Linked DNA regions of Mus musculus: region 1 is linked to region 2. Evidence: chromatin loops called from intact Hi-C (ENCODE). Cell type or tissue: gastrocnemius. All regions are shown on one strand. Each heading gives the region's core, and the rest is flanking DNA. Links, peaks and the distances in the headings are about the cores only.

Region 1 (11,154 bases), core at 4,143-8,142, 130 kb after region 2:
AAGGTGGTGAATCTGCAGAGACTTGTAGTTTTCAGTGATAAACCTGGAGACAGAACACACATCGTTCTCCTTTTCAGGATCCTCGCTCTGCAAAGCTGCTTTTGGATGGAGTTAGGTAAGAAGCACTTGAAACTTGTTAATGGAACTGAGAAAAAGACCAAGGATTCTGCTTCATCCCAGGGTTGCTTTTATGGGAAACCTCCCAGCCCTGCAGTGACAGGACTGGCTCATTCTTAGCAACACCATTGAGGAAAACAGGGGTTGTTTTATTAATGAAGAAACTGGTATGAAAATCTGACTCATGCAGCTTCACTTAGAAATTTTGTAGGTTCTCTCTAGAGATCTTTTAAGCTGGTTTTTAAAAAAAACTTTTTCTTACTTGGCATTTTGTCAAAAGGATAACATATTACTTGTGAATTCTTTTTCATTTTTGATTTGTGTGTGCATACAAATTTATAGAGGCATATGAATGCACACATACTATAGCCTGTATGTGGAGGTCAGAGGCAAATCTTTGAGTCAGTCAACTCACGTCACTAGGCTTTTGTACAGCAAGTGTTTCTACCTGCCTCACCTTATCCCCCAGGCCTGTTTTTTTTTTTTTTCAGGTGTGTCGCTTGCACGTATGCAGGTCTGAAGTGTTTGTTGAATTTTCTAGAGCTGAGTTAGAGATGATCATGAGCCACCACATACGTGCTGGGCACTCAGACCTGGGTCCTCTGTGAGAGCATCAACTGCTCTTAACTACTGAGACATATCTCCAGCAGTTAAAACTGTTTATATGAGGCATGGTGACTCACACCCTTAATCCTAGCATTGGGGAGGCAGAGGCAGGCAAATCACTGACTTCAGGGCCAGTTTAGTCTACATAATGAGTTTCAGGCCAGCTAGTGTGACACAATAGTGTGGGAGTGGGTGTGCACGAGTGCTCTCAGGACTCATTCCAGGGAACTGAACTCAGGTTGACAGGGTTATACAACAGATGGCTTTCAGCAGTGGGGCCACCTCACTGTTAACTCAGTTTTAAATCACATTTAGAAAATAAATACAGGCTGGGGCTGTCACTCAGTGCTAGAATGTTTGCCTAACATGCATAAGATTCCTGGTTCAGATCCAAGTACTTGGAGCACGGGAACAAATGAGAATGTCTTGTATTAAATACACAAAGGCTCTAGATTCCACGATTATTTCATAAGTTTAAAACTGAATCCAATTCCAGGCTTGGTGGTACAAGCCTATAATCTCAGGAAAATTTACACATGTCTGTCTGGATGCCATAGCTAGTCAAGATCAGCCTGGGCAGTTCAGTGAGGCCCTGTCTCAGGATTGAAAACAATTAAAACCAGAGCCGGTGAAGCAGCCGCACAGAGTAGTGTGTTTGCCTCGCAAGTGCAAGGCCCTAGACTGAATGCACAGCACGGCCGAGTGAATGAGTGCGTGGATATATAGATGATGTTGAGTCAAGTTCAGGCTTTTCCTATTCAGAGCAGGTCTATGATCAAATAAACTTAGATTACTGATGCCAGGTTATAAAGTGCACTACTGATCATCCTATTTCCTTGACAACTTCTGAAGACATGGAATTTCTAGAAGTGCTCACTGAGGGATTAGAACGAGTCCTTCTTGTCCGGGGTGGTGGCAGTGAGGTCATCACCATTTACTCATAATCAGCTGTGGGAGATTCTGCGTGGTCCGACTTCCCTAAGACTCATCGTCCATGGAGATGATAGCTCTTTCCTACCACTCCCACTCTATTCTTGCAGAGCTGAGCCCCATCTATGCTCTTGGCTGCAACATGATCTGCCATCCCAGCAGAAACAAATAATCCCTCAACAGAAGAATGGTCAAGTCCTAAAAGCTATTTCTATGGCAGGAGAAGGCAAGTCAAAATTAACAAGCTAAGCCAAAGGGAACCTTTTGGCACACAGAAGGTAATGAGTTAGTAAAACATATGCTAGAAATGTAACTGGCAACAGAAAGCAATGTTCATATCTAACATTCAGGACGAGTTTCAGAAGACACGGGTCAGTGAGCACCAGAAAGTTAACAGGCAGTTAAGCTTCACCTTAGTAAAAAATGAGTTCCCATTATAGAGACAGCCTGCAGCAGCCAGGATGGAAACAGGATACTGATATATAAAACCTGAGACATAGCTGCAGCCACTACTTCTTCCTCATGGTTTATTGTCTGTACTGTACCACTGTACATTTTAACTGTCTTTGTTTTAAAACCCATTCTGTGGTTATAATGCAGACAGTAGTGTTACTATAGAAATGTTTTTTTGAAAGGCTAGAAATGTTTTTTCAGGTTTTCAAATGCTGAACTAAGGGGATTCCAAAGAGTGCGTATTAAAATATATAGAAACACAGTGGTTAGCTATGCAACATAAAGCACACAAGCTATTATCTTAACAAATGTGGGTTGTTATGTAGTTAACCAGAAGGGTCTCTTCTACTCTTAGTAGGCATTGGTCTTAAAAACCAAACAAACCAAACCTGTAAGGAAGAGACGCCAGGGCTGTGTGATGCCACCTCCAAGGCCCCAGGGTTCAGAGGTTCAGCAGTGGAACTGGGGGTGTGAAAGCCATACCCTTTCCACTGTGCCAAAATCGTCTGCCTACACTGGCAGACAGGTTTGCAGTGGCCTGACACAAGCACCTTTTCTTTCACAAGAAATCCATCTGTGGCCTCTTCACCAAAGCCATAGTGCAGATTTGAGGCACTCGACCTCCATGCCCAGAGCTTTTCCCGTCTCAATATTATTATTATTCATTCTGACTTCGGAAACTTGGCTCTGAAACAAATGGTTCACTAAGCTAATGATCTGCTGTATTGGTTTTGCTTTCAAAAAGCTCTAACTGTGCCAAGGAAATACTTGTGTAAGATCAGATTTTTTTTTTTTTTTTAATTTACTGATCACAAACACTTGGCTTACCAGCATAGGCAGCCTTTGTGGCTGAGCAGTATTCCCAGGGTGTGAAACCTCCATACCCTTTCCAAGATAGTTACTGAAGAAACTGTCTTCTTGCTTAGATTCACGGCTGCTTTTACATTTCCTTTCACTGACAGTAAATTGTGCCACTCTCCATACCCTGTAGGACAATGAACACCCAGAATTCAACCCAAGACAGAAGAAAACCCTCAAATATGGCTTAAGAAGCTGAGTCATATGGTTTGTTCTTCCTCCTCCCAGGCCCACTTGAGTAGCAAAGGATCCAGCATGTTTTCCTTTGCTTCCTGCAGAGGGTAGAAACTACTCGTAGTTCTCTTTCCAACACTCCATTGCATACTTGAGTATAATCCCCTAGGCTCCAAGGCATTGGAGCGCCCATTCTGTAAAAGCCAGCCTGCCCAGGAACTGCCTAACACATCCACCCCTGACCAAAGTGACACATACTTTTTCCATATCAAACAAACATGGGAAGAGAATAAGGTTTCTTTAAGAAAGGCTGTTTGTGGTTAGAGCTACATAAGAATCTGTTAAAGGGTAGAGTATAGTCTTCATTCCCCAAGATAAAAATCACTGTTACATGGACAAATGGTTATTAGGCCAGATTTGTACTCATCTCTGTCTAGAACATTTCATGTCTATGTGTTGCTTATGTTGTCTGTCTGCAAAGTGTCTTAGCTCTTTTAATCACTGCAAATAAAGCAATACTGAAAACTTGAGAGAGAAAATGCACCTTAGGGGAAGGGGCCAAATGTTTCTAGAGGGAAGAGGAAGACCTTCTCCTGCCTTCTTATAAGACCCAGCTTGTGTCTTACCCATGAGTTTATTAGCAGGGCAGGCTGTAACATTCGTTCTCCCCCAACTGGTCCTCAGCCTTCCGTAGCTACCTTAAAAGCTGGAGTTTGAATTGCAGGGCCTGGTTGACAGGTGCCAGCTTCCTCGTGGCAGAGCAAAAGCTGCTGCTTTTCATATTCTGTTGCCTCCTTTTCTTGTGGCCCCAAGGATCCCACCAATCCTCATTCCCCCTAAATGTTAAAAGAAAATTCCTTATTGTGGATATTAAGTTACACTGTAAGCATATTTACATGCTCTTTTTCCCCCCTGGTTTTTCTTTTCATCATGTATAATTTGAATCCAGTGATAGTCTCACATCTTCCAAAAAAGTCTGCTTATGTGATATAGAAGAGAAATATTAAAGTAGACTGAAGGGGAACTTGTGAAACATTAAGCATTGTTCTCAACCGTTTAATTTATTGAAAGGAGAAGCTGCTACTGAGCAGCTGCTATTCTTTTGTTTACATAGAGTCTGGTTTTGTTTGTTTTGCTCTGTGCTGGGAACATAAATAAAGTTTTCTACATTATTTTCAGTCATAAGTTGTGCTGTAGTTTCTTTTCTGCTGTAACATGCTGCACACTGGCCTCACCACAGGAGGCTCTTCTCCACATGCATGACTGTTTTAAGGGAGGATATTTAGGAGTCAACAGCTTAAAATGCAGATGAGGTCCATATGCATGGTGCTTTCTGGGGGTCACAGAAGTAAGCCTCCTCCACTGAACTCCATTCTCTAAAAAAAGAAACAGTAAAGAGGTCAATGGCAAACAACTTCTTAGTTACTTTATCACAAGCTCTGCTGTACATGACCTTGTAACTGCCAAATGCCTGTAAACTTCCAAACCTGTGTTGTTACTTAAGAAATGAACACGTGGGCTAGTGAGAGTGCTCAGAGGGTAAGGGCACTTGCTGCCAAGCCTGATGACCTGAATTCAGTTCCCAAAACCCATATATTCAGTCGGAAGTTGTGCTATCGTTTGTTTGTTTGGGTTTTTTTTGCCAGCTAACTTGCAGCACCAAGTTCTCTGACCTCCAAAACACACACACACACGGGCATGCAATAAAAAATGTAAAAGCTTTAAATAAAGCAGCCCTCAATACCAACATCCAATGAGCTCACTAGCTGTTCACTGCAGACTCTGTTTGCCTGAAATTTAACTTTAACCATACCTCAGGGGGCTCAATAAAGGCTAGCCAGTCTGATGCATGTGTAGGCAACAGTCCCATGGACTGGCACTTGTAAACTGCCAATGCCAAACCCATCAGGTTCCCAATGAGATAGACCAAGCCTTGAAGAAACTTCTGACTTGAACTCTCCAGCATCTTGAAAGCTGTTGGGATTAACAGACATTGTCAACACCATTTTCCTCCCAATATGAAACCTAGAATTTAAACATACAGCCCCAAAATAAGATTATAAATGGTACGACGACTACCACTACCAAAATACCCTCTAGCTAAAAATATGCCAAAGAATTGGCCTTCATTCCTTAGCACCCAGGGAAGGAGTATTATTTTCTGAATACTTACTGGCTGAAATGGCCATAAGTGCTTGAATGGGTCGCCAGGCCATCATACACACCATCATAGTAGGGAAGATGGAAATGGTGTTGCCTGCCATGTACATGATGAAGAGGTTCATGGGAATCTGCTTGAGGGGACCCAAGGCGATGTCCCAGCAGCGCTAAAATAAACACACGGTTTAGACCTCTAATCACTCCCCTTCAGTCTCTCGTGTACTGTACAACTGATCTTAAGTCATGTGAACAGAAGCTTCAGTTCTCTGCTAGACTGAACTGGCTTTTCAGCTCCTCTTTAGGTTGCTACAAGTTGCTCTACTACTCTACCCCTGTGCTTTTTCCCTATATAAACTTTCTGGGGCCTTTTGTTTTTCAGGATCATTCCTCTGTGTAGATCTGGCTGTCCTGGAACTCCCTCTTTAAACCAGGCTGGCTTCAAACTCAGAAATCTGCCTGCCTCTGCCTCCCAAGTACTGAAATTAAAGGTGCGTGCTACCACTGCCCAGCAAGTTTTGAGAAATTTAAAATCTTTTTGTTACTTGAGACAAGGTCTTGGTATGTCCAGGTTGACCTCTAAATTGAGACCTTTTTTAACATCCCCCAAAACTAATAGGATTGTAGATATGCACCACCACACCTGGCTAAAATTCCATGATCTTAAGAACATGTGAGAAGACTCAGCATCTACTTCATGAAAGTCAGGGAAAGGGGCTGGCGAGATGGCTCAGCGGGTAGGAGCACTGACTGCTCTTCCAAAGGTCCTGAGTTCAAATCCCAGAAAGCACATGGTGGCTCACAACCACCCATATTGAGATCTGACGCCCTCTTCTGGTGTGTCTGAAGGCAGCAACATTGTATAATAAGTAAATCTTGGAGAAAAAAAAAAAGAAAGAAATTTAAGCAGGGTGTGGTGGTGCACGCCTTTAATCCCAGCACTAGGGAGGCAGAGGCAGGCAGATTTCTGAGTTCGAGGCCAGCCTGGGCTACAGAGTGAGTTCCAGGACAGCCAGGGCTATACAGAGAAACCCTGTCTTGAAAAATCAAAAACAAAAACAAAAAAGTCAGGAAAAGAACAAACTAAAGGATTTTGAGAAGAAAACAAAAATGAGAGCTCATCAAAAATAAAATTTTCTTTTTGCAAGATTATAAATTCAATTCTGGTAAGCCTGGAGGGGAGAAGGACAACTCTTCCATGTCCAGAGAGAAGGCACGCAGCTTTACAGACCCTCCAGGCGTCACACTCACCAGTTTAGAAACTTGTGGACTATTTGAAAGTTTCGGAAATGGATACATTCCTAGAGACATGACTTAACAAATTGCATAAGGAAAAACAGTTGCATGGCAATTAGCAAAGCTGACCCTATAATTAAGCCCAGATCACTTTCTTGGCAAATTCTAACTATTTAAAGCTAAAAATACAAGTCTTACACAAACTCCTTTGGCAGAAAACAAAACTAAAAATTCTACAAATCTTGTTAATACCCAAACCCTAAAAGACTATTATGAGATATGTATGTATGCATGTGTATTTTTGTATATATACAAAATAAAAAGTTATAATACTTATGAATCTAAATGAAAAATCCTAACAAGGCACTGGAGAAGTGACTTAGTGTTTAAAAGTACTCGTTGCTTATTCAAGGGGACCAATGTTTGGTTCCTAGCACCCACATGGTGGCTCACAATGATCCACAACTCTAGAGCTGGGGGATCCAATACCTTCTTCTAACCTGAGAGCTCTAGGCATAATATATATGTGCAGACAAAACACTGATATGCGTAAAATAAACCTAAAAGAAAATAAGTTTAATCCTAACAAAGTATGAAATATATAAATCTATGTAAAAATAACCATAACTATTTTGATTATTCACATTAAAACTCAACCATATTTGTAAATAACTTTCTGTAGAATACAGCAGTTATACAAGTATTTTATGATATGCTTTTAAAAATCATATCATTTAATAATTTGTAATCATAATTTGATATACCAAGATAAAACATTACAGGATAATACTTATCCAAGAATGACTAATGACTGTGTGTGTCATTTTCATACTGTAACAACTGAATGTATGTATTCCATGGAATCAAAATTATTCGGCAAAACTAAGGCTGCAAGGGAAGCATAAACGCAAGAAGATACCAAGCACCCTCTGCACACTGGGACTCGTGCTGTGACAGTCCTGTAAAACAGCTACTAAGGCAGATGCTAAATAACATAAGCCATGTGATATGTTCATAACATATAAATCAAACAGTGTGGCACATGGAAAGGCTTGACTCTGTAATATTAGAGAGACCCCAAAGGAGGGACTTAGCAAGTTATGAAGGAATCCTGAGGAAGAGCATTCTAAGACTAGAGAACAAACACAAAAAGCAGGGAAGGGGGATTTGTCTGGTATCCTTACAGAGCAGCAAGGGAATCATTATGAAAGAGTAAACAAATGTAAAAATAGTAGACAGGGCACAGTAGCTACAAGGAGTCTGACTGGTACAAGCAGAGTTATGTCTAATACTAAAAAGACGTTTGGTGTGTACGCGGAATGAACATGGAATTTTAGACTGATTTTGAGTAGGGATGGTCTGGCATGTTTTAAAGGGATCATTTTTGATGGCTGTGTTTGGAGACTGCAAAGAGGACAAGGTAGGACATAACAAGACCCATTAGAACTCCATACAGAGAAGGATACTGAGAATTTGAGAAGGGGAGACTTGAATATAGGATCTCAGGGGTTTATTTGCAGGTATACACAAAGCGCACCTCTTTAGACCTAGAAAACGTGGTAATGCTGGAAACATCTTTAGTTCACACAATTATGCAAAGCCATAGTGGTACCTAATGTGTAGAGATCAGGAGTACTAAACATCTTAAAGTAAGTACCCAGCATAATTCTCCCCAACAACAACAAAAATGTACTTAGCCCCAAAGAGAAAACAGAGAAAACAGTGCTGAGGTTGAGAAAGCATGATTTTAAATAGAGGGATGGAGGGATAGGTGGTAGATGGTTAGTCTACGGCTGGTGATGTAACAGTTGAAGGCAGTGAGAAATGATAGCAGGATTGGGATGTTTTCAGGGTAAAAGTGACACAGTATCCTAACACACCGAAATTATGTCAGGGAACATATACGTAAGATACTGTACCATGGATCTTAAGCAATGTGTCTTAATGACCGGCTGCTTTACCTCCACTCCAGAGAGTAAGGCGAAACAGGGCTGGCCTACACGCTACGGTAACGTCTAATACCTCTGTACCTTCTCCACCAGGATCCGGTCGGTCTCTTGCACGCTGGTATCAGGCACTTGCTTGTCCAAGTAACCGACTGGATAGAGGGAGTCTCCCTGTCCACTGCCCCGGTCACTTCGGCCCCTAAAGAACCAAACCAAATCAAGAGACTAAAACTGCGGGTTTCCAGCCCTATCAATCACAGGAAAAAGAACCTCAGATGTAGCTACCCAAATTAGACCCTCTCGTGCGTTCGTCAGTTCTCTCTGCCTATTGGGAAAACTAAAAGATCCTGGGGAAAAATACCTTCCACAGCACAGAAGCTCCTTGGGTAACATCTATGTGCTACCCACTCGTGTCGGAGACTTAGACGAGGCCCAGGTCCGCTGGATCTCGGGCCGTTCTAGGGTAAGGATCAGATACCGAGCTTCACTCGAGAGACTCACCTGCTGCCTCCTCCCGGCCCACTCAGCTCAATGGCCCATTTGAACCGCCGGCCTCGGTTGGCCACTAGGCCCCCCTGGGTCGTCATGACAGCGGCCGCTGGCTAAAAGTACCCACACCCTCCGGCCGCTTGCGTTCTGCAGGTAAGAACTAGCTGCAACTGCAAGCTCTCCGACTTCCTCGCGTTCGCCGCAGTGCACTTCCGGCGCATAATTGAACGTCACACGATCACCGGAAACTTCCTGTCGGGAATACAGAAGAAAGAATGCGTGAATTTAGAAAATCCGCAGACATCCAGAAGAGCAGCTTTCTGAAACCTCCCTGCGAGTACACCTCTCACTTGTGCTCTGTCTCTCAGGTGTGCGCCATCGTGCTGGAGTGAAGTCCGAAAAGACAAGAACTGAAGCCAAGAAGAGCACGAAATTGAAATGTTGTTTTAATCCTGGGGTTATCCGGAATTGGGTGACCTTGAGCGAATTATTCAACCTCTGAGTACTCCGTGTCCACATATCGCAGGAGCTATGTATTTGTCTTGTTGTTGTTCTTGTTTAAATGGTTTTCCCCCATTTAACTCGCAAACTAACCCACCGAGGTAGACTCTGGGAATGGAAAGATAAGCTGAGTTCAGGATTTATCTGGTCTCCTTTTAAGTCCTTTCATTACTTACTGTGCCACCTCGTCTAAATTAAATTCATTGCTCCACCTGCCTCATGCAAAACGATGGATAATCGCCTAATTTTGACCTGTTGTGGGATTAAATAGGACCTATAACCTAGACCTAACTTTTTTTTATCATTAAGCGTTATCATTCCTAGAAAGGAGTTTAATATTCAATGGCTCATCTGTATTGTAATTTAGTCTATTACTGGAAAAATGTTTCCTCCCTCTCACCCCTTTTATAATTCAGTGTTAGTGTGAAAATCACTTGGGACATCTGTTCCTATTGTACTAGGAGTGGAATTGCTACATCTAAGAGTATGTACATTTTTAAAGAATTACTATTTTAAATGCCTACTTTTAAATTATCAGTTCAAATACAGTAGTTTTGTTTATTTCTTCTATTTACCTTTATTACTGTTATTCCCAAATTGTTTGTTATGGCTGTAGTTTTGAGGAAAGGACTACTGTGACAGTATGGTTGAGGATCTGGCTGAAGAATACCTCCTTAGCCAACTTAAGTTTTAAGAGATAATCTCTTAGAGATGACGGTGATCTGCACACATTGAAGATTCCCACCTCCACATCATTTTCCAGTTTTGTAGTTCTATGTGCAGAGAAGAGAAGGCTGTGTATGACATACAGTGTAGCAGAGTGGCGGAGGGTGTGAGATTTTACCAGCTATTCAGAACACTGCAACCTAAGACATTAGTCTAGAATTTTCCATTTAAAGTTTGTAGAACACAAGTGAAGCTAGGAGAGCTACGTGCAGATAATCTAAGCCACGAAAAGCAAAACTGATGATTGAAAAGTTGTAATTAAATAAGTTGTCATTAAATGTGCCACGGTAGAAATAAGTTAGAATTATACATATGTAAAACAAAATATAAAATAGGTTATCTATCACAAATGTTAATATGTGTTAAGTAATAGTTTTCAGGTAACGTCTAATTTTTAGGGCACTCGTGTGCTAATAAATTTTTAATGAGCATATTTTAAAAACAAACTTGTTTGATAAAATCGCATTTTTCTACTTAAAGTATTTCCTCGTTATATGAAACTTTAAACTATAAATCTCAGTTACTCTGTCCTCAAGGAGTCAGCCAGGAAGTGTATTCCTTCACCCCGAGAATCTTAAATGTCATTTGCTAAGTTGTATCTCAGGAAGACGAAGCCATTGGAACGAGATGCTCACATCTGCGGTATTTTCAGTACTGTTAGTATAATGTGATAAGCTATTTACAAAGATGACAACAGGCAGATATGGCTGCACTGGCATGTCAAACCACAAAGTGGCTGCCAGCATACATGTGTTTTTCATGACTGGGTGCCACAAGACCACCCCTCTTCACATACTCCAAGGAGCTGAGCACTGAGGTGACCAGCTCTTCAGTGCCTGCACGTGGGATATGTTCTGCTAACTGGGCTGCCGACCAAGTGCCAGCCCAGTGTGGGGATACACAGGGGGCCTCCACCCAATCAGAGGAGAAGGGGACGGGGACAGGGACAGTGAGTGGGATG
Region 2 (7,868 bases), core at 3,869-7,868:
TCTAATATTCTTTAACCTACTAACTGGGCACTTGTAGCAATGGCCAACTATGGGGCCAGCTTGTAGTTGACAGCAGATTCTGATTCTTACAGAGACTTGAACTCTTGGGGGTGGGTCCCCCAAAATAAAGGCCTATGCTCCCTTAAGGTATCCATTCTCTTTTTTGTCTTTCTCTCCTTCTCACTGAATTTTCAGAGAGATTAAACGGGAATGGAGACAAAAGATGGGCAAAAGATGGAGTGAAACAAGGTACATTATTATAAATGTATGAATAAATTAACACTGTAGCTGTTTCTCCTTATCCTAGCTAGTCCTCCAATAACAATGTAGAGAGATTAAGATTTATTTACAACTTAAAAGCATAATAACTAAGCATTATAAATCTGTTCTAATCCTCTAATCTAATCTTGTTACCTGCCAGCCAATATTCCCATAATACTTGTCTTTATGTCCTTCTACGCTCCAGCTGAACTCTCATGACATCTCCTTTCTCCCTCCTCCTGGCTGCCTCTCTCCAGCTCAACCTCTCCCAGAATCTTTTCTCCTCATGGACGTCCCACCCTGTTCTCTCTATTGTCTAATTATTGGCTTTTCCAGCATTTATTGACAAGGCACAGAATCAATGGTGAGCACTGTTTACACGAATTTAAGATAGGAGATTCTTAACATAAGCATTACAATGCCTGTACTGACTGACACCAGATAGTGGGACAGAGAAATCAGCATTTCAGTCCTCCATGGGTGCACAATATCATTAAACCTACAAGGGAGGGAAGGGAAGACTAACCAAAACTAAGGATGTCTGAAAGTCACTAAGAAACCTGCATATGGCCTAGTTAGATATCAATGAGAGGAGAGGCCCTTGGTCCTGTGAAGGCTCTATGCCCCAGTGTGGGGGAATGCCAGGGCCAGGAAGCAGGAGTGGGTGGGTTGGTGAGCAGGGGGAGGGGGAAGAGGAAAGGGATAGGGGGATAATGTTTTTGGAGGGGAAACCAGAAACAGGGATAACACTTGAAATGTAAATAAAGAAAATGTCCAATTAAAAAAAAAAAAAAAAATATATATATATATATATATATATATATATATAAAAGAAACCTGCTACTTTGTAAGCTAACTGAAATAAACATGCTTTAACAAAAAGAGTTTGAGCGGTAGTGGCGCAAGCACTTGGGAGGCAGAGGCAGGTGGATCTCTGTGAAGTCAAGGCCAGCCTGGTCTGCAGGACATCCAGGGCTACATAGAGAAACACTGTCTCAAAAGAAAAAAAAAAAAAAAAAGCAAGAGTTGGGAGTTGGAATAGAAGCACCACACATGGGTGAATGATGCTATTTCCCAAAAATCATTAAGACCTTATTATGGAAGGAAGACATCGAACACTTGAACCATACGAAAACTGAGTTGGAAACTCACTACCTGCTGGCAGTGTTCATTCACAGTGCTAGAGTGTGTGGAATGGGCTGCTGGGGGAAGGAAATGTTTCCATGGTCTTACCTAGTCATGAACCCTGTGCACTGATACAATAGTGGTGGCATGCCTGTGTGAGGGACAACTGACTGTATTCCGATTGGATTTGTAGTCCTCTCTGGTGGGGAATACATGCCTAGCACTAGAACTCTGGTCAGAAACCTACACCTAGGAGTGATCATAGGCCCTGGGAGAATTGATCTGTTTGTTGTTGTTTTGTGGTTTGTTTGTTTGTTTGTAGATGGACACATAGCCAAACTGTATATCATTGAAAGTTAACTGCATGTATGCTTAATTTTTAGAGTAATTTGTATATTAATATATGTGCTCTATGAAGGGGATTCTCAAGTTTAATAAAGCTTCCTGAACTGGCTAGTTTATGTTTAAAAGATTAAGTGCAGAGGGCTGGAGAGAGGGATCAATGATTAAAAACCCTTGCTGCTCTTGGAGAGGACTCAGGCTCAGTTACCAACACCCATGTGGTGATTCCCACCCACCCAGAAATCCAGCTCTGGGGAACCTGATGCCTCTCCCTACCTCCTCAGGCACCAAGCACGCACACGGTCCACTCACATATATGCAGGCAAAAATGAATTCATGTAGAATAAAAATTTTATAAAAATCCAAAAATAATAGTAAGGCTATAAAAATCAAATGATGTTTATGCATTTGTGAACTGCTTTAACTCAAAAAAATGAGATTATAAAAACAGTGGAATTAGGCTGGATGGTGGTGGTGCATGCCTTTAATCCTAGCATGAAGGCAGAGGCAGGTGGATCTCTGGGAGTTTGAGGCCAGCTTGGTCTACAGAATGAATTCCATGACAGAGAAACCCTATCTTAAAATAATAACAACAACAACAATAATGATGATGATGATGATGATGATGGCCGGGCGGTGGTGGAGCACGCCTTTAATCCCAGCACTTGGGAGGCAGAGACAGGCGGATTTCTGAGTTCGAGGCCAGCCTGGTCTACAAAGTGAGGTCCAGGACAGCCAAGACTATACAGAGAAACCCTGTCTCGAAAAACCAAAAAAAAAAAAAAAAAAAAAGAAAAGAAAATAATAATAATAATGTTGAGGCCTGCTCCCCCAGCATAGCTGCAGCCATTTTGTTTCATACCTGCCAGTCATTTCATTGTTACTGAGACAGAAAAAGAGCTTGACTCACAGCAGGGTCAAGCTGACGACACACCCTCTTATGTTGTGAGGTTGTTTTTAATCTTAAGAAATTCCACCACCGGGCTGGTGAGATGGCTCAGTGGGTTAGAGCACCCGACTGCTCTTCCGAAGGTCCAGAGTTCAAATCCCAGCAACCACATGGTGGCTCACAACCATCCGTAACAAGATCTGACTCCCTCTTCTGGAGTGTCTGAAGACAGCTACAGTGTACTTACATATAATAAATAAATAAATCTTAAAAAAAAAAAAAAAAAAAAAAAAAAAAGAAATTCCACCACCATAAGGTCCACTTAGGACCCATCAGGATGAAGGGCAGTGAGAACTGTTCTGTGTAGCTGGCCAAGGCTGCTTGAGTCAGAGCTGACCACAGGCTGTGCTTTCTGAACCTGACAGGAGCTCACGGTGGTTTGAGCCTGTATAAACTGGCTCTGAGAGATGTCCAAGGCCACAGTCAGCTCCTAAGTCTGGTCTGTGGCCCCAACGACTCAGTCTTTTGGTGTGCATTCAATAAACCACCCCTATTTAACTGAGATGGGTGTCTGGTTTGTGTGGCAAGTCCCAGACTCCAACAAGTAACAGCAACAAAAAGAGTGGAACTACTTTGAAAGATGTGTGTTATCTAAAACCTGATTTCTGGAGCTGGGCAGTGGTGGCACACACCTTTAATCCCAGCACTTGGGAGGCAGAGGCAGGTGGATTTCTGAGTTCAAGGCCAGCCTGGTCTACAGAGTGAGTTCCAGGACAGCCAGGGCTATACAGAGAAACCCTGTCTCAAACAAAACAAAACAAAACAAAACAAAAACCTGACTTCTTTTAAGTAAGAGAGAATAGAATAGAATCTTCGCTAAGATTAACTTTTTTAAAAAACTATTTTAGGGGCTGGTGAGATGGCTCAGTGGGTAAGAGCACCCGACTGCTCTTCCGAAGGTCCAGAGTTCGAATCCCAGCAACCACATGGTGGCTCACAACCATCCCTAACAAGATCTGACTCCCTCTTCTGGTGTGTCTGAGGACAGCTACAGTGTACTTACATATAATAAATAAATAAATATTAAAAAAAAAAAAAAACTATTTTAGGCCAGATGTGATGACACATACCAGAAATTTGATAAATTGGGAAACAGGTCTCAAATTCAAGAATTCAAGGCCAGCCTGGACTATACAGACTGACTGAGTCTCCTCTCCCCCTCCCCTTCCTCCTCTCTCTCTCTCTCTCTCTCTCTCTCTCCTCTCTCTCTCTCTCTCTCTCTCTCTCTCTCTCTCTCTCTCTCTCTCACACACACACACACACACACACACACACACAGAAAAAATAAAAGTCTTAGTCTTCATGGACTGCTGCAACAAAGTATAATAAACTAGGAAGGAGGCCAATCCCTCTCACAGTTCCAGAGCCTAGACAGTATAAGACCAAGGTGTCCACAGATTTGGTGTGTGGCAAAATCAGCTTCCTGCCTTGAAGACTAGGGGATCTGGCTATGGGCTCATATAACCTTTTTACACAGGAGTTATCAGAAGGCTCCTCCCTCTCCCCCTCCCCCCTCCCCTCCCTCCTCGCCCCTTGTAAGTATACTGTGATCATAAGGGTCTTGGCTAGTGTCGCTTAGTCCTCAAAGTCAGTTTGAATGGGATTAGAGATCATCATAGAGACATACTCTGGGCATGTCTCTAAGGGTGTTTCCAGAAGGGTTTAACTGCAGAAACGTTCGCTAAGACACACCCAGAAAGTAGCTAGCAACATTCCATAGGCTGGGACCCATAAATAAAAGGGGATTAAAACTGAGCTGAGCTCTAGCACTCCTTCCTCTCTGCTTCAGTGTGACCAGCCACCTCACACTCCCTCTCCCTGCCTTTCCTGACATGATAGGCTGTAACCCTCGCTGTGACTCACAACCCTGCCTTTCTTAAATTGCTTGTCAGGTACTTTGCCACAAGGAGACACATTTCCCCAAGGTCTAACCAAGTAACCATCACCTGGGAATGAGGACTTCAACACGTGAAGGGGGGAGGGGAGCCACATACAAACTTTCAGATGTCGCAGATGTAAATCTCAACTAGTGTGCATTACTTTTATTCCCCTGACCCTGCCAGCTGCTCCTTTTCTTGTGGATACAATCAATGGTGTAAGTGATAAAGTTGTAGGAAGCTGAGGCAGAATCTAGACAGAAGTGTCTTCTGGCTCCCTACCTAACCCCACCCCACCCCACCCCACCCCCACCCCCCGCAATGTCCTCTTTCTCCCGCTCCTATCTCCTGGATTTTATTTCTTAAAATTCTCAAATCAGATTTGTAGGATGACCCGTCCCATAGAGTGTCCCATAGAGTTGTTTGCCACTGCCAACAAATCTGATGACCTGAGTTCGATTCTTGAGACCCAGAAAGTAGAAAAAGAGAACATCCCTGCAAGTTGTCCTATGACCTACACGTCCTCGTCACTTTCATCCTGGGCTCCGAAAATATCCCAAGTTAACGAACAACTCAATTTGTCTCGAAAAACAAAATAAAAGAGAGAGGGGAGGGTATGGGGGGGGGGGGCAAACATCCTTAGCTCTTTCCCTCGTTTTCTTGCTTCAACACCCATTCAGTTTTTACCTTTCAGTAAGAGAAGGAAGACAAGGTGAATTGAACTCAGCTTATTTTCATAAATAACGACTCTTACCTCCTTCCCTGTGCACTACATATTTGATAGTGTTAGCAGCTATGGGTTTCAAAGTCCACTCAATTCCCCAGTGCCCCATCAGTTAGGCTGTAGTACAGTGTGTTTTTAGAGCATTAGGGTTTTGCAGGTGACAGGAACTTAGGTGACCTCCATATTCCACAGGGAGACCAGTAGAGAAGCTAAGATTGCTACCTCTCCCGAGCCGGGCTTTGCCGTACTGGGGGACGTACACCCGCTAAGAATCGAGGGATGCAAGCGCGCGGGTGACGGTGGTCCACGCAGCCCGGCACGCTCGGACGCCAAGAGCTGCGACGCGCAGTACGGCCGCGAGAGGGCGCGGGCTCCATTATGGCGGCACGCCGACCGGGAAGGAAAGCGGTGGTCCGCCCCGGAGATGGGGAAAGTGGGGCCGAGGAGCGGCGGGACCAGGGGCGCCCAGCCTCCTTCCGCAGCTGCCGGCCTCGGCAACCTGCCCTGACACAGGGCTCCACCCCGTCTGCGCTCGCAGGGTGGCCACAGCATCCGGAAAGTGACCAGGGCGCTCCCCTACGCGCCCACCTCTCTGCCCCGCTTCCAGCCGGAGACCCTGGGAAAGGGGCAGCCAGGTCCTCGGGGCGCCACGCTCCGAATGGCGCGAGGGGCCGCGGAGAACGCGGCTGAACGGGGACGCCGGAGAGCCGCAAGCCCCGCCCCGCGGCCGGCGCCCTGACAACGCGAGCGGCCCGGGCGGCGCCGCCGCTCTCCGCCCCTCGGCCGGCACCAGGCGGGGCTGGGACCAGAGCGCCGCCGCTGCCAGTGCCGCACGAGCCGCGCTGCTCTGCAGAGCCGGACCGGGAGCGGGGCCCGGGCCGGGAGCGGGGGGTCGCGGCCCTCGCTCGACCTTCTCCCACCATGAGCCAGGGAAGTCCTGGGGCCTGGGCCCCCCTGGATCCCACCTCTGGGTCCTCTGCGTCCCCAAACCCGTTCGTGCATGAGTTACACCTCTCCGGCCTCCAGAGGGTTAAGGTAAGGTGTGGGCAGGGGACGTGTGGAAGACTGGTTGGAATGGAGAGACCCAGTGATGAGATGGGCAAGGGGGTGCCAGAGGAGGTGGATGAGAAGCTTGTGGGGAGGGAGTTAGGGGGCGCGCACGTGGGGGCGGCTGGGGGTGGGTAGGCGAGGAGCCTTGGTGAGGACTCCAGCTTAGGCGATAGACGAGCTCACAAGTGAGGAAGAAATGAGTGGGAGAGGGAGCACTGAAGGAGACCCAAGGATAGGAGAGATGGAGGGCACTGGGGAATGCGGATTACATCCTACGGAGGTTGACGGGCTAGGATGGAGCTGAAGGCTACGGAAAGCCCAGGGTGGGGGCAGGGGCGTGCTCAGCGATCGGGGCTTCGACTTAAACGGTTTGGACCCAGAGACTGCGTCCTTGTGCCCTTCCAACACCTCCTCTTTCCGCCACCACCACCCCCCCCCCCCCGTGTCACTGCAGCACCTACTGGTGGGGGCAGGGAGGCTGGGAGGTGGGTTAGCTACAGGAAGTAGAGGGACGCACCACCCTAGGGTAGCCAGGAGGTGGTGTGGGGAGGAAGTGTCCAAGGTTTCTGTTGTGATCACCTCCCGTGAGGTCGGCCCCCGGGGGCTAGGTTTATTTACCTGCTCAATCCTAAGGAAGCCTCTGGAGTCACCCTGGCACTTGGCAACCCTTACCTTGCGGAATAGGGCTGAGTGTTACCGAAGGATTGCTGTTCTGCAGTACTAGGCTAGGGATTGATTGACCCGAGGTTTGAAAAGTGGATCTCTGTGTTTCCAGCCATCTGCTCCTTGGGCCCAAAGTGTTGAAAGCCCTGCACAGGGTTTGTTTGACATAGGAGCTATTTATGGAATGGGATGGGATGTTGGGAAGAACTGTCTCTAACCTACATCAAACACAGTGCTGGACACCTTCCCTGCATTTTCTCATTAAATCCTCTTTTCTTTTTTTCTTTTGGGGGTGGGGAGGTATTGCCCTGTGTAGCCCTGGCTGTCCTAGAACTTGTTCTGTAGAGAAGACTGGCCTGGAACTCACAGAGATCCACCAGACTCTACCTCCTGAGTGCTGGGATTAAATGCTTGGGCCACCCACTCCCAGTCCATTAAATCCTAACATCCATTCCAAGTATCAGATGCGTTATGACAGTAACCTTTGTAGGGGGAGGGGGTCACCTGAGAGTAAGAAAACAAGGCACCTAATGGTATTGATCCCTTGTCCTCCCGGCCTCACTAGCATTTTCATCCCATGTGGACCCCCTGTGCCTCTCCCCTATCACCTACAAGGTGTTAACTAGTTGCCCCTGGGTCAGTCCTTATAGGAGTCGGTAGCTGTGAAATGAGCCTTTCCCGGGCCTAAGGGACATTTTCTCCTGCCCTTCTGCAGTTCTGCCTCCTGGGGGTACTGCTGGCCCCAATCCGAGTACTTCTAGCTTTTATTGTCCTCTTTCTCCTCTGGCCCTTCGCGTGGCTCCAAGTAGCAGGTCTCACTGAAGAGCAGCTTCAGGAACCAATTACAGGATGGAGGAAGTAAGTGGGACCCAACTCC

What was found. A loop is a pair of places that touch in the nucleus more often than their neighbours do. Peaks named below come from ENCODE experiments on the same cell type or tissue, not always from the same donor. Only the 100,000 strongest peaks of a DNase experiment are listed, where the experiment ranks them.
Region 1: it touches region 2 in a loop (2.8-fold over the local background); 1 of 42 quality-filtered maps calls a loop at or near these places.

What each region holds. Positions count from the first base shown.
Region 1 is chr2:112,358,841-112,369,994 of GRCm38, forward strand. Slc12a6 (solute carrier family 12, member 6) reads left to right here. Exons shown (of 25, transcript NM_133649.2): 25 at 1,576-4,323. The coding sequence ends at 1,667. It overlaps Emc4 (ER membrane protein complex subunit 4), which reads right to left and starts at 9,187. Exons shown (of 5, transcript NM_026519.3): 1 at 8,979-9,187; 2 at 8,562-8,676; 3 at 5,312-5,465; 4 at 4,952-5,112; 5 at 4,179-4,514. The coding sequence starts at 9,064. The coding sequence ends at 4,479. In gastrocnemius, for the core only: a CTCF peak has its summit at 6,135 (motif pointing left); no DNase peak of the experiment used is centred there; H3K4me3 peaks cover 33 bases.
Region 2 is chr2:112,233,745-112,241,612 of GRCm38, forward strand. It overlaps Gm52523, which reads right to left and starts at 6,319. Exons shown (of 2, transcript XM_030252294.1): 1 at 5,501-6,319. The coding sequence starts at 6,201. It overlaps Lpcat4 (lysophosphatidylcholine acyltransferase 4), which reads left to right and starts at 6,097. Exons shown (of 14, transcript NM_207206.2): 1 at 6,097-6,313; 2 at 7,707-7,849. The coding sequence starts at 6,200. In gastrocnemius, for the core only: no CTCF peak of the experiment used is centred there; DNase peaks (open chromatin) are centred at 5,664, 5,966, 6,701, 6,847 and 1 more place; H3K4me3 peaks cover 2,064 bases; H3K27ac peaks cover 1,784 bases.